Regions from separate parts of the Mus musculus genome. Here region 2 is linked to region 1. A link is a loop called in an ENCODE intact Hi-C map of the cell type or tissue named here. Cell type or tissue: heart. All regions are shown on one strand. Links, peaks and the distances in the headings refer to the core of each region. The heading gives the core; the rest is flanking DNA. Region 1 holds the start of Fbln5 (fibulin 5). Region 2 overlaps Trip11 (thyroid hormone receptor interactor 11).

Region 1 (6,975 bases), core at 2,636-5,135:
GGGACAGAATGGGCTCAAGCCACTTGTTTACCTGGTTTCTAATTCTCACTAGAGTCCTTACTTCTCCTCATCCTTCCCTTTGCCTCAGTTTCTCTATCTATAAAATGGGGTACTGTTACTTAGTTTTAAGTAGTTACAAAGAGGAACTATGTTACTATAAATGCCTATACTAATTACCTTTATCTATGACCACTATCTGCTTCAGGACTAGATGTCTTTGTCTATAACTCTTGGGACTAGATTACAGGATGCCAAGGTCCCTCTGAGATCTAAAATTCTTATACATTCCTCTCAAATCCTTCCTGTCTCCAATGGTCTGAGTGTGTCTAATGGCCTTTGGACGTACTTCACAGCTCTTCCCCCTGTTCCACCCCAGCATAGTTTTCTCAGTGCTAGGTATGAAACTTATAGCCTTATGCATGATGGGCAGGCGCCTACCCTTCCTCACCTGCAGCCCTCGGCCTTACTCAGAAATGAGGCTGTCTTTATTTTCTCTCCATGAGAAGGGCCACACAGAAGGGCCTCTCTGAGCCATCTAGAACAGTGTTTCTCAGCCTTTGTAACGCTGCGACCCTTTAATAAAATTCCTCACGTTGTAGTGACCCCCAACCATAAAATTACTTCATTGCTACTTCATAACTATCATTTTGCCACTGGTATGTATTGTGATGTAAAAATCTGTGCTTTCTGATAGTCTTAGGTGACCCCTGTGAAAGGGTTGTTCGACCCCACCCACAAAGGGATTGAGAACTGGTTGCAATCCACAGGTTGAGAACCACCAATCTAGAGGAACCCTACCATATTACTTGGGGCTGACACACCTAGCACAACCCTCCCTATAACTTTAAAAATGAGATATTGCCCCTTGCACACTCCTCCCAGGTGAATGGATACCCCCCACGCCCCCCCCCCAGCTCCAGATAACCAACCTTCTCCTTCCTATCTCTTTCACTGGGCATTGTATGGCTGTAAACACACACTGACCTAGCCGTGGGGGCCTTTTGTAAGCATCCTGGGTGGAGAACTCCCTGACCAGAAGCACCACATTGAACTACCATTTAAGTTAGTGAGTTTCCCTGAGGGACACCAAGGTTTGGAGCCAGGATGCTGAGATCCAATTCCAACCTTGCCACTTGAAACCTATATCACCCTGGGCCAACCTCCATCTCTTAGAGCCTTCACTATGATATGTTTGTATGGAGGGTAGTAAGTGAACTGCAGAGTACCTCCCATTCCCATAACCCTGGGACCCTAAAATGCATGGCTGGACACTCTCCCCTAGCTTTGTGACATGCTCCTGGACAACTTGAAGCCTTACCTGTGCATTCCCAGGATGTGGAAGCCAGAGTGCCAAGATGGTAACAGTGAGTATCCTGTGGGCAGTGAAAATCAGAGTGAGTGCCAAGGGATGCTCATGGCCAGGAAACCTGGACCTCCTGCTACCTGGCATTTAGTTGGTGGTTTTACCATATGCTTGCAAGCGAATAGGGCACACTCAGCAGAGCCCAAGAGCGCTTCCAGCCCTCTACTCTAACCCCACAAGAGGCAGCCTCCTCACACTTGCTTCATGTGTTGGGATAGTGAGTTAGGTCACATGTTTTGCTGCTTAGGGACAAAAATCCAAAGACCCACAGTCTGTGGCATCAACCAGTTGTCTTGGTCTTTTATCATTCTGCACAGAGACCACCTGAGTCAAACATTATTCTGACCTGACTGCAGAGCCAAGAGCCTCTGTGTCTTCAATCCATGAAAGCAAGAATGTGAGAGGCTCTGTGTTTGCAGGAAGTCACTTAACCAGAACGTGGAGCCCTCAGTCCACACATGTGAGAACCTGGGCTTGAATGGTCCAAGAACCCAGGGTCCACCCTAGCACGTGGCTCGTGAGAACTGCCATCCCAGGGGATGGAAGTCTGAGGAGCCAGTGTGAGAAAGGCAGTGGGTAACAGCAGGAAATGCCTTAACACCCTGGCCCAGCCAACGTGGCCACCCACAAGCAAGTAAATATCTTTGCCTGTGGGTGATTTGGTTCTTTGCTGTGGCCAACGTTTTGTCTGGTGAAACTGTGGTCACCAGTATGCTTTAAAACTGCGAAGTCTATACCACTCACATCCATTAAGATGGCTATTTGTGCAGCATGCATGGACCTGTGTGTTGAACATGTTGGAGCATGTGTGTAAGTGCATATTTACATGTCTGTGTATTCCTATGGGGGCCAGAGGTTGGCAGCAAGTATGCTCCTCAGTCATTCTTTACCTTATACATCGAAGCAGGGTCACTCACTTGTACCCAGAGCAAGCAAACACTCATACACATTAAATAAATTCTTCATCTTAGAAAAATGCAAGACAGAAAACAGCAGGTCTAGGAAGAATGTAGAGAGACCACAGCTCCGGTGCACTACTGGAGGTAAAACTGATGCAGCTGTGTGGTGTCCTCACCTGCGATCCAGCAGACCCACTCCAGAGTGCACTCCCCGGGGAACTGAGTCAAAGACCAGACATAAGTATATATGCACAGGCATGCTCATAGCCGCATTTTTTTTTTTACGATAACCAAAAGGTGGGTACAATCCAAATGTTCGTGTATGAATAGCTAAACAAAATGTGTCCCCCTCCTCTCTCACACACATCACACACACACACACACACACACACACACACACACCAACAATATTATTCAGACTTAAACTCAAAAGTTGGACACGATACAATGTGGAAAGCTAGACACATTGCTATGTGCTTGTAATCCTAGCTGCTCCCAAAGGTTAAAGTGCAAAGGTCACTGGAACTCAGGAGTTCAAAGTCAGCCTGGTAATAAAGCAGAAAGAGAGAACCAGCTTTTCAAAGTTGTCCTCTGGCCGCCATTAGTGGACAGCACCGCATGCTCTCCCACGTCAGTAAATAAATGTAATTAAAATATAACAAAACAAAACAAAATAAGAGCAATAGCACTGGTGATCCACGGGGTGTCATAGTGAGATGAGTCACACACACACAAACACATAGATTTCAACTTAGATCAGGTACCCCACAGTTTTCAGACTCAGAAAGAAAAATGGTGGTTCTGGGAGTTGTGAGCTTCTGGGCAGGGAGGGGGTGTTTAACAGGTACAGAATTTCTGTAATTTTTTTTTTTTTTGGTGGCTTGGGTGTATTTTTTGGTTTTTTGGTTTTTTAGTTTTTCTTTTTCGAAACAAGGTCTCATTCTGTAGCCCAGGCTAACCTGCAACTTACAATATGGCCCAGGTTGTCCTCAGACTTGTGGCAATTGTACCTCGGCTTCCTGAGTACTGGGATTCCAAGACAGACATTTTAGCCAACCTTTTTGCTTTGTTTTGTTTTGTTGTTTTATTTAAGACGGGGCCTCATGTAGTCCAGGCTAGCCTCAAACTAGCAAACTTAGCTCAGAACTCTTGATTCTCCTGCCTCTACCCCTCAAATGCTGGGGTTACAGGTGTGCACCATACAACATGGAGTATGGTACAAGAGCTGTTTTGCAGGTTAAAGAGTCATGGAGCCTAGGTATATAGCCAAATGAGCAGATGCAACACTACTGACCTGGGCACCTAGAGCAGGAAAGATGGAAGACAACGTGAAGCCTGTGCTGATGATCCAGTCTGTAACCACACTCTCCAGGTCACTAGCATCTATCCAAGCAACTACAGCTTGCAGCCTAGATACTGGGCAGGAGAGCCACAGAGCTGTGACCCAGCTGCCAGCCACCTGAGCTGGCTGCTTTGTGGCATGGGCCGGGAGTGTAGATTCGCTTTGATAAGAATGTCAAGAGTCAACAGAGAAAGCTTCCTGAAGGGGGCGATCTTGACTGTTTCTCAGCATGGCTATGAGCCTGGGGACCTGGTTGGAGCCTGAGGCTTATCATTACCCACCTAGCACCATGACTCTGTAGTCCCCAGGGCCTTTTCAGAATGAGTGCTCAAGAAATTCCAAGCTCATTCACATCCCTGACCCACAGCGCAGGAGAAATAGCAGTAGGTATGTAGAGGACACAGAGGGAAGGTAGCACCCAGGCACCCAGGCAAAACTGAGCCCGATGTGGTACTGGAAGATGCAAACCCACTTCCTTCACGGAGTCCCAGATCCAATCCTGAGTAGACAGGTTTCCATTTCATCTAACTGCCTATGTGAGCCAGGTTCTCCAACACTGGAGACAGCTCTGACCTTATAAAGTGCAGAGCCAAATCCCTGGGCTTTTTTTTATATTTGCAAGAGCCAGACTTTATATCTGGAAGGAATAAGAGAACAATAACAAATTTATTTTCCAGTCTGTAGATTATGAATTTCAATGTTTTCCTGTTTCTTCTCATGAAGTTTCCTTTCAGGTGGTTATAAAATCCCGTCTCGTTTATGTTGGAGACAGAGCAGCTTGACTGTATGCAGTACAGTTTGAGAGAGACTGGAAAAGGCATGCTAACCCTACCGGCTTCTCCCCCTACCCCACTCCCCATTCCTTTTGGCGAAAGCCAGACCAGGGCTGGCCAGCTCCAAGCCCAGCCTCCTGGAAGAGCTATGGCTGGGTCCTGGGGGCCAAATAATCTCTAGGCTAACAGAGAAGCTTTCCAGAAAGAAATCATACCAAAATTGAAGTATAATTAATACTGGGGAGGAGAAACTGTCTCAACCCTTTTCTTTTGAATCTGGGTCCACCATCCAAAAGAGGAGGAGGAGGAGGAGGAGGAGGAGGAGGAGGAGGAGGAGGAGGAGGACAGACCCTCCAACTGTCTGTCAGTGACAGACATTGCTGGTCAGAGATGTGGGATGGTAATATTAACTATGGCTTACCATAATGAGGCTCGGTTTGTATTCGCATGCATGCACCCCTCCCACATGCAAACACACACAGAGAAAGTGTGTAGATCTATGCAGGGCAGCTATATTTTCAAGAGACACTGGAGAAAGGGAGAACAGATGTCATCCTTAAACTTCCTCAAGGCTCAAGGATTACTTGACTGGAATTGCAATTTCCGCAAAGAACAGCAAAACATTTGCTTACATGCGTCTCTGTCTGCAGAGTCCACTGTGCATTGGCTCGAAACTTCTAGGTCCCATTCCCTCTGTAAATCACACACATAGAGCAAACGCAGACAGAAGTGTTCGGAGACTTCTGCTTGTCTCACAGCCGTTGCAGCAAAGCAATTGCTGGTGCCGTAGTCAGCAGTCTCCCAAATTTAAAAAACATGTAGTGTGATAGTTTATAAACTGCGCACAACGTTGCTGCCCTTTCCAAAAAGAAAGAGAAATGACCTAGAGAGGTTGTCTGCTGCCTCTCTCGAGATGCTGACTCCTGACGCTGTTAGAAAAATCCCCACTCCCAAACGAAGACTTTGAGATGGGCGCAGCTTTTTGTAATTAACAGGGTCATTGCATCACTAGCTAAAAGTCTTTTCCAGTGCCCTGACACAGGCGGAATCTCAGCCATAGCTATTTTCCACCCATCAGGTCTGGAGTTAGGTTTCTCAAGCCTGGAGACAGTTCCTGGCGCCTTCCAACCTACCTTTTTAATCCTGGCATATCCAAGATGCGCGGGAGGAGAAGCGACGCGAGGAAGGCAGGCTCTGCGGTGGGACTGGGGCGGCTTGGTTCCGGAGGGGCCGAGCGGGCAGCGCGGAGGGCCGGGACAGTGCCGGGTGCTGGGAGCCACTGCAGAGCCCTCGCCGCCGGCACCTGGTTTCGCTTAACCCCCTTCAGTAATTCAGCATTAAGCCAATTGGAGGAGGAATGTTAAAAATGAACACTTCATTTTCTAAGTATGTTAAACAATGCAAATGGGGCCTCGGTCTGGACACAGCTGGTTCAGATTACAGCGCTCACCAACTGGCTAGACTCCTCACAACAATCTTGGGGCGTCTGCCAGGGCCAAGTGCTCGGCGCTGGGAGGGGAGCCCGTCAGAGCGCGGGGCTGGGGGGCGCCCGGCCTCCCCAGGGCGGAGCGGGGCGCGTGCGAGGGGGCGTGTCATCAGGCTCTGTGGCAGCACGAACTTGAACTCACACCAAGGCGGCTTCACGGACGAAAGACGCGTGAGCAATTGGGAACCCGAGGCTTAAATCACGGGCTGGAACAAGCGTGGTACCCCTAAGCTGGGATGTGGGGGTAAGGGCGGACCAGGAAGAGCAAGCAATGGCTGAGAACTCTCCTTGGCCGCCCTCACCTCGTTATCCTTAGCTTGTTGTTGTTGTTGCTGCTGCTGTTGCTGTTTCTGGCCTTCAAAGTAGAAAGGTGATTTGTAAAAGTCAACAGCGAAAAGCCTAAAGAATGGTGGGCTACACTTGGGCCCTGGAAGCCCCGCCCCACTCCCTTTCGTTTCATAGCTCTGGAACCCTCTATCAAGTGCAAAAGTGCCAAAGACACTGCTCTCCAAAAGACACGACGACCAGACTGCTACACCGCAAGACCTTCCTTGCCTGAACCTTCTCTTGGACCCTCAACTGCCCGACCTACAGTTCAGAAAGCAAAGGGGCAGAGTCCCCCCCCCCCCCATATGCCTCTGTACAGTAGAAACTGGTTCAGTTTCCTTGGAGGTGGGAATAAAAGGGGTCGAGTGACTTCCCCACTGCCTCATGGCTCTCAGAGATGCCAGCGAGTCTCTGAAGCCTACATCCTATTCTTTTCTAACACTGTTTTAAGGAAACGGACTCTTACTCTAAAATCTCGTTAGACTGAACTAGAGCAGCCAGACTGCTGTTGATTCCGCTGAAGCTCAGAGGTCAACTGACCTGATTTATTTACTATGGGCGTATGAAATGGCTAAGAATAAACTACATTTAGGTTCATCTCCTTCATGAGATAGTACCTCCCGTCCATTGTTCTAGTAGCTAGGATTATAAAAACCCTTCAAGTCCACCAGTTCTGCACTAAAGGGGCGAAATAAAGAGAATTTCAGATTGGGAAATAAATGAGAGTAACCCATCAAAATAGCTAGACCTCTAAGTGTGCACCCTGGCCTGCTGCTCTGTCTAAA
Region 2 (6,975 bases), core at 2,995-5,494, 50 kb after region 1:
AAGATATATACAGTCAACAAATTCAGTAACAAATGGTTTTGTTCTTTTAAATTTTTGTAAGCTAACACATAAGCAAATCCCCCACTTGTTAAATGAAGCCCACCATCAACAAGAATGCACAGGAACTCTCAGCAGCATCAGGCACATGATCACAAGAACAAGTATGGCCCTGACACTGGTATGGATAACTCAGTGTACTCAGAGCTTGTGTATCTCTACCTCACTGTCTCACCATCAGTTTGTGCAAGTGCCTTATACAAGACAGAAACCCTTTGTTCTCTGGGCAATGAAAATGAGGTCTCAAATTGGTCTACTGGCTACTAGCCTTTTAACCCCTTTGTAGGGACACAGGCTCTCCTTTACTCTTTTTTTTTTTTTTTTTTTTTTTTTTTAAAGATTTATTTATTTATTATATGTAAGTACACTGTAGCTGTCTTCAGACACTCCAGAAGAGGGTGTCAGATCTTGTTACGGATGGTTGTGAGCCCCCATGTGGTTGCTGGGATTTGAACTTTGGACCTTCAGAAGAGCAGTCGGGTGCTCTTACCCACTGAGCCATCTCACCAGCCCTCTCCTTTACTCTTATAGTTTGAGTTTAATGGAGATTAAAATCCACCTTACTTCTAGACTGCACAGATAGTCAAGAGTTTATTGTAAAATATTTTGTTCTCCCTGTTTAAATTTGCAATACAGTATTTCTCAATAAATTACAATTTTTTTTTTTTTTTTTTTTTTTTGGTTTTTTGAGACAGGGTTTCTCTGTATAGCCCTGGCTGTCCTGGAACTCACGTTTATAGACCAGGCTGGCCTCGAACTCAGAAATCCACCTGCCTCTGCCTCCCGAGTGCTGGGATTAAAGGCATGTGCCACCACGTCCAACAATAAATATACTTTTGATAATCCCTAGCCTACTAAATGTCAGAAGAACTACCCTGTCATCGCACCATCAAAACCACTCTCATAGTTGACTGATTTCCAGAGTAGTTGTACTAGTCTGCACTCCCACCAGCAATGGAGAAGTATTCCTTTTGCTCCACATCCTTGCAATCATGTGCTGTCACTTGAAGGGTGTTTTTTTTTTTTTTTGGCCTTGGGCATTCTGATAGAATTTCAGGGTTGTTTTTGATTTACATTTCCCTGATGACTAAGGATGTTGAACTTTTTTTTTTTTAAGTGCTTCCCAGCCATTTGAGATTCCTCTATTGAGAATTCATTTAACTCTGTACCCCATTTTTTAACTGAGTTATTTGGTTTTTTTGAGTCTAACATCTTGAGTTCTTATATATTTTGGATATTAGCCCTCTTTTGGATGTAGGGTTAGTGAGGATTTTTTTCCCAATCTGTAGGTTGCCATTTTGTCCTATTGAATGTCCTTTGCCTTTTCAGTTTTCAGGTCCCATTTGTCAATTGTTGATCTTAGAGCCTGAGCCATTGGAGTTTTGTTCAGGAAAATTTCCCCTGTGCCAATGTATTCAAGGCTATTTCCCACTTTCTCTTCTATATATTCAGTGTATATGGTTTTATGTGGAGGCCCTTGATCCACTTGAACTTGAGCTTTGTATAAAGTGATAAATATGGATCACTTTGCAATCTTTTACAAGCAGACCACCAACAGGACCAGTACCATTTGTTGAAGATACTGTCTTTTTTCTACTGTATGGTTTTGGCTTCTTTGTCAAAGATCAAGTGACCATAGGTGTGTGGGTTTATTTCTGCGTCTTCAATTCTATTCCATTGATTGACCTGTCTTTCTCTGTACTAATACCATGCAGTTTTATCATTATTGCTCTGCAGTACAGCCAAGAGGTTAGGGATAGTGATTCCCCCCAGAAGTTCTTTTATTGTTGAGAATTGGTTTTGCTATCCTGGGTTTTTTGTTTTTCCATATGAAGTTGAGAATTGTTTTCTCTTGTCTATGAAGATTGTGTTAGAATTTTGGTGGGGATTGCATTGAATCTGTAGACTGCTTTTGGTAAAATGGTCATTTTCACTATGTTAATCCTACCCATCCATGGGCATGGGAAATCTGTCCATATTCTGAGGTCTTCTTGATTTCTTTCTTCAGGGACTTTAGGGACTTGTAGTGCTTGTCATACAGATCTTTCACTTGCTTGGTTAGAGCTACACCAAGATAATTCTACCTGAAGACCCAGCTATACCACTTCTGGGCATACATATGCTACACTATGTTCATAACAGCCTTATTCGTAATAGTCAAAAGCTGGAAACAACACAGACATTCCTTAAACGAAGAATTGATACAGAAAATGTGGTTCATTTACATAACGGAATAGTTTTCAGCTATTAAAAAAACAAGGACATCATGAATTTTGCAGGCAAATGGATTGAAATAGAAAATATCATCCTGAGTACTGTAACCCAGACCCAAAAGGACATGCATGGTATATATTCACTGATGAGTGGATATTAGCCAAAGAGAACAGAGTACTCAAGATACAAACCACAGACCATAAGAAGCTTAATAAGAAGGAAGGCCAAAGTGAGAATGTTTCAATCCCACTTAGAAAGGGGAACAAAATAATCATGGTAGGCAAAGAGGGAGGTGGAGGGGAAAGGTGGGTAAAATCAGGTATGGGGGTAGACAGAAGAGAAGCCTAGAGGAGTCAGGAGAATGAATGGAAAAATGTAGTTACAGGGGGTGAGGGGAACCTCTAGAAAGTCCCAGAGACCTGAAATGTCAGAGGCTCCCAGGACTCAATGGGGATGACCTTAGCCAAAATGCCCAACAGTGGGAGATGGTACCTGAAGAGACCACCTTCAATAGATAGACAGAGCTCCTAGTGGAGGGATAGCATCACCAACCCACCTTCAAAATTTTTGACCAAGAATTATTCCTGACTAAAAGAAATATAGGTACAAAAATGGAGTAGAGATTGTAGGAAAAGCCATCCAGTGACCAACCCAACTTAGAATTTATCCCATGGGCAGGCACCAAATCCTGACACTATTACTGATGCCATGTTGTCCTTGCAGAGAGGAGCCAAGCACGGCTGTCCTCTGAGAAACTCTACCAGCAGCAGCAGCTGACAGAAACAGACATAGATACTTAGAGCCAACCATTGGACTGAGGTCAGGGACCCCTGTAGAAGAGTTAGAGGAAGGACTGAAGGAGCTGAAGGGGAGGGTAACCCATAGGAAAACCAACAGTGTCAACTAACCAGGATCTCTGGGAGCTCCCAGAGACTAAGCTAGCAACCAAAGAGCGTACTTGGGCTGGTCCATGATCCACCGGAATCACAGAGGACTGTAGCAGAGGACTGCCTTGCCTGACCTCAGTGGGACAGGATGCACCTAATTCTGTAGAGACTTGCTGTCCCAGGGAAGGGGATAGGGGAGTGATCTGGGAGTGGAGTGGGGGCTGTACTCTCTCAGAGGCAAAGGGGAAGGGGGTTGGGATTTGGAATATAAATAAATGAAACAATGAAAAAAATCACTCTCTTATCAAAATGTGGTGGCACAGACCTGTATTACTAGAATTCTAGAGGCCAGCTACAGCACAGCAAGATCCTGCCTCAAAACAAAACAAAAACGACCCTGAGAAGCCAAGACCACTACCAATGTAGATAAGGAGTCTTGTTTTCAAATAACTGCAATTCATTTCTATATATGGTATAAGATGGAACCCAACTTTATTTTTGTCTGTATGGATAGTTGTCGGTGTCATTTACTTTTATTGTATTTTTGTGTTTACTTTGAGACAGTCTTATTATGTAGCCTTGCTTGACTTGAAATGCCCTATGTTCACCAACCTGGCCTGGGACTTATAGAGATTTGCCTGCCTCCATCCTGAGTCCTCCAATTAAATCTCTGCCCAGCTAATATCATTTTTAAAATTCGTGATTCCCGATCAAGAGGAATAAGCAGATATACAGCACCTACACCAATACCCTAAAGTCCCAAAACCCTTTCCACTCCAATGGGCTGGTTCACAACAAAACTATGGTTGTGGTAGTCATGAAATGCTGATTTGGTCAGCAAAACCCAGTCACTTCTCATGTGAGGAGCACAGGCACTCTCAGTAGTATCAGGCACATGATCCACAAGAAATGCACAGGCACTCTCAGTAGTATCAGGCACATGATCCACAAGAAAAAATTCCACCCTGAGCCAGTACCACCCTAAGAAATGAAAAGTCTGTGATGGTGAAGAGGAAGCAGACCCTCCCCACCAGGAGTTCCTGAGATCTAAACCCCAGGAGCATCAGAGTCATTCCACTGACGTTTCTAAACACCACCGCCAAAAAAAAAGAAAAGAAGAGAAGAAAGGGGAAGGGGAAGGGAAGGAGAAGGGAAGGGAAGGGAAGAGGAGGGGAGGGGAGGGGAAGGAGGGGAGGGGAGGGGAGGGGGAGGGAAGGGGAGGGGAGGGGGAGGGAAGGGGAGAGGGAGGGGAGGGGAGAGGAGAGGGAGGGGAGGGGAGAGGGAGGGGAGGGGTGGGGAAGGGGAGGGGAGGGGAGGGGAGGGGAGGGGAGGGGAGGGGAGGGAAGGGAAAGGAAAGGAAAGGAAAGGAAAGGAAAGGAAAGGAAAGGAAAGGAAAGGAAAGGAAAGAGAAAAAATTTCAAATAATGTCATTTTAAATTCTCAAGTATCTGGACTCTACTTCTGGACTCTCACTCCATCCCATTGATCTAGAACATGCTGTACTGGCTCTATTCTGATATAATCCTTCCCCACTGCTTTTTTTGTTGTTGTTCTAATTTTCTTGGTTACCCTGAAGAATTTACCATGTAAATTCCAGACCATGTTCTTGATTGGATCTTGGTTAGGTTATGGTCCTCAGTCATCACTACAGACCTCACTACATTCTACAAGTGTGCTTCAAGCCCTCAAGGAAACCCATGCTCCCGAGTCGTCTGGCAGGTACTGGTTGGACCTATCAAAAATTCTTAAAAGCAGAGACTGGGTGTCCCCCAAAATGACAAAATCTCTTTGATAGACAGCAGCTTCTTCCAGTATTCCCAGAGCTTCCTCCTGATGTGACTACCCTAACTGCCTAAGGACAAAAGCTATATCCAGTGCCTGTGAGTTCCAGATGAGCCTTTGATGTGGTCTTCCCATCTTGACTGCCAGCCCTCCAAACTTCAGACTTGCTTAACCAGCTCCTACAATCATGTAGCAATTCCCTGTAATGAACTGCATGTGTGCCCACATATAAATCATGCACACACACATACACACACACCTCACTGATTCTGCAATCTGAGGGTTGAGCTCTGAAACGAAAATACTTTAAATAGCAATGTTATTATTCCAAATCTATAAATCTAAATTTGGTATAACAAAAATTTCAGTAATTTTTTAAAGATCTAAACATTAAAAAAGCAAACAAAGTGGGTGGGTAGTGGAGCTGGAGGGGGGGGAAGGGTATAGAGAACTTTCGGGATAGCATTTGAAATGTAAATAAAGAAAATATCTAATTTTTAAAAAAAGCAAACAAACAGAAAAACAAACCACAGCTTCATAGTATGACATGGGATTTTTGGTCTGTGGGGTTTGCTGTGCTAGAAACAGAATCCAGGGTGTCACCTGCATTGTGCAAGCACTCCACCACTAGGCTACAGCCCAGTCCTCTTAAGAGGACAATAAAGAAGAAAGCCTCTTGGCATATTAGCACTTACATTTTGTTACTCTGTCATTTATTTGGATTTTATTTTACTTGTTTACCTTTTATTTTTACTAATTTCCTCTTAAGTTTTTTCTGGCTTATTTTGCTCTTTTAAAAAATGATAAACATTTTAAATTAAAAAATTAAACTAGTTTTGTGAAAGATTTGGATGTTCACTTTAAGAGACCACTGGACACAATCAAAAGTATTGATTAAAATTTTATCCTTTGGGGCTCAGCGGTTAAGAGGTCCTAAGTTTAATCCCCAGAACTACATGGTGGCTCACAACCATCTGTAATGGAATTCGAGGCCCTCTTCTGGTGTGTCTGAAGACAGCTACAGTGTGCTCACATACATAAAATAAATAAATCTTTTTTTTAAAAAAATTATCTTTTGGCTGGTTGTAGTGGTGTACACCTTTAATCTCAGAACTTGGGAGGCAGAGGCAGGAGGATTTCTATGAGTTCAAAGCTAGCCTAGTCTACACAACAAGATCTAAGATAATAAAGACTACATAGAGAGGCCCTGTATCAAAAAGCAAAACAAAACAAAAACATATCTTTCTAAATACATTAATAAATTTTGATAAAGGAAACTGAGAGGTGAAAGCAGGGCCTAATGAAGGGCGTTTGGGTCACTAGAGCACTGTCTTTTAGGAAGAATGCCATTGCTGCTGGAGTAGGCCTTATAAGAAAGAACAAGTTCAGGCCCCTCCCGGCTGCGTCTTTCTGGTCCTACAAGGAGATGATGTAACAAGAAGGCCCTTGTCAGATACAAGTACCTCAATGTCAGAGGTCCCAGCCCCCAGAAACATATGCCAACAAAATCATTTTCTTTATCAATTACCCTAGCTGTAATCAAAACTGTACAAAATAAATAATATACCTTCCCAGCCACCAGTGTAAGTCTGTTGATGTACCATGTTGAAAAGGATACTTAATAAGAATCATTAATATATTAATAGTCAGAGTAAATTAACATAATCATGTTTAGAGAACTATCCTCATGAATTCCAGGACAGCCAGGGCTATTGCACAAAACAAGCAGACAACAAACAAGAAGGAAAGAGCCGGGCGTGGTGGCGCATGCCTTTAATCCCAGAACTTGGGAGGCAGAGGCAGGTGGATTTCTGAGTTCGAGGCCAGCCTGGTCTACAAAGTGAGCTCCAGGACAGCCAGGGCTACACAGAGAAACCCTGTCTCGAAAAACCAAAAAAAAAAAAAAAGAAGAAGGAAGGAAGGAAGGAAGGAAGGAAGGAAGGAAAACTCTATCCTCTGATAAAGCTCAGGCTGTCATATATACTTTATAATTTAGCAATTCTAATCGAAGCCTAGCTGGTAGAAATGTGTGTGT

What was found. A loop is a pair of places that touch in the nucleus more often than their neighbours do. Peaks named below come from ENCODE experiments on the same cell type or tissue, not always from the same donor. Only the 100,000 strongest peaks of a DNase experiment are listed, where the experiment ranks them.
Region 2: it touches region 1 in a loop (2.0-fold over the local background); 9 of 42 quality-filtered maps call a loop at or near these places.

The regions. Positions count from the first base shown.
Region 1 is chr12:101,813,224-101,820,198 of GRCm38, forward strand. It overlaps Fbln5 (fibulin 5), which reads right to left and starts at 5,896. Exons shown (of 11, transcript NM_011812.4): 1 at 5,511-5,896; 2 at 1,319-1,373. The coding sequence starts at 5,527. In heart, for the core only: a CTCF peak has its summit at 3,803 (motif pointing right); no DNase peak of the experiment used is centred there; H3K4me3 peaks cover 240 bases; H3K27me3 peaks cover 961 bases.
Region 2 is chr12:101,863,094-101,870,068 of GRCm38, forward strand. The region is part of intron 15 of Trip11 (thyroid hormone receptor interactor 11); the gene reads right to left. Among named protein-coding and RNA genes, the nearest start is that of Gm20036, 46 kb to the right of the region's middle. In heart, for the core only: no CTCF peak of the experiment used is centred there; no DNase peak of the experiment used is centred there.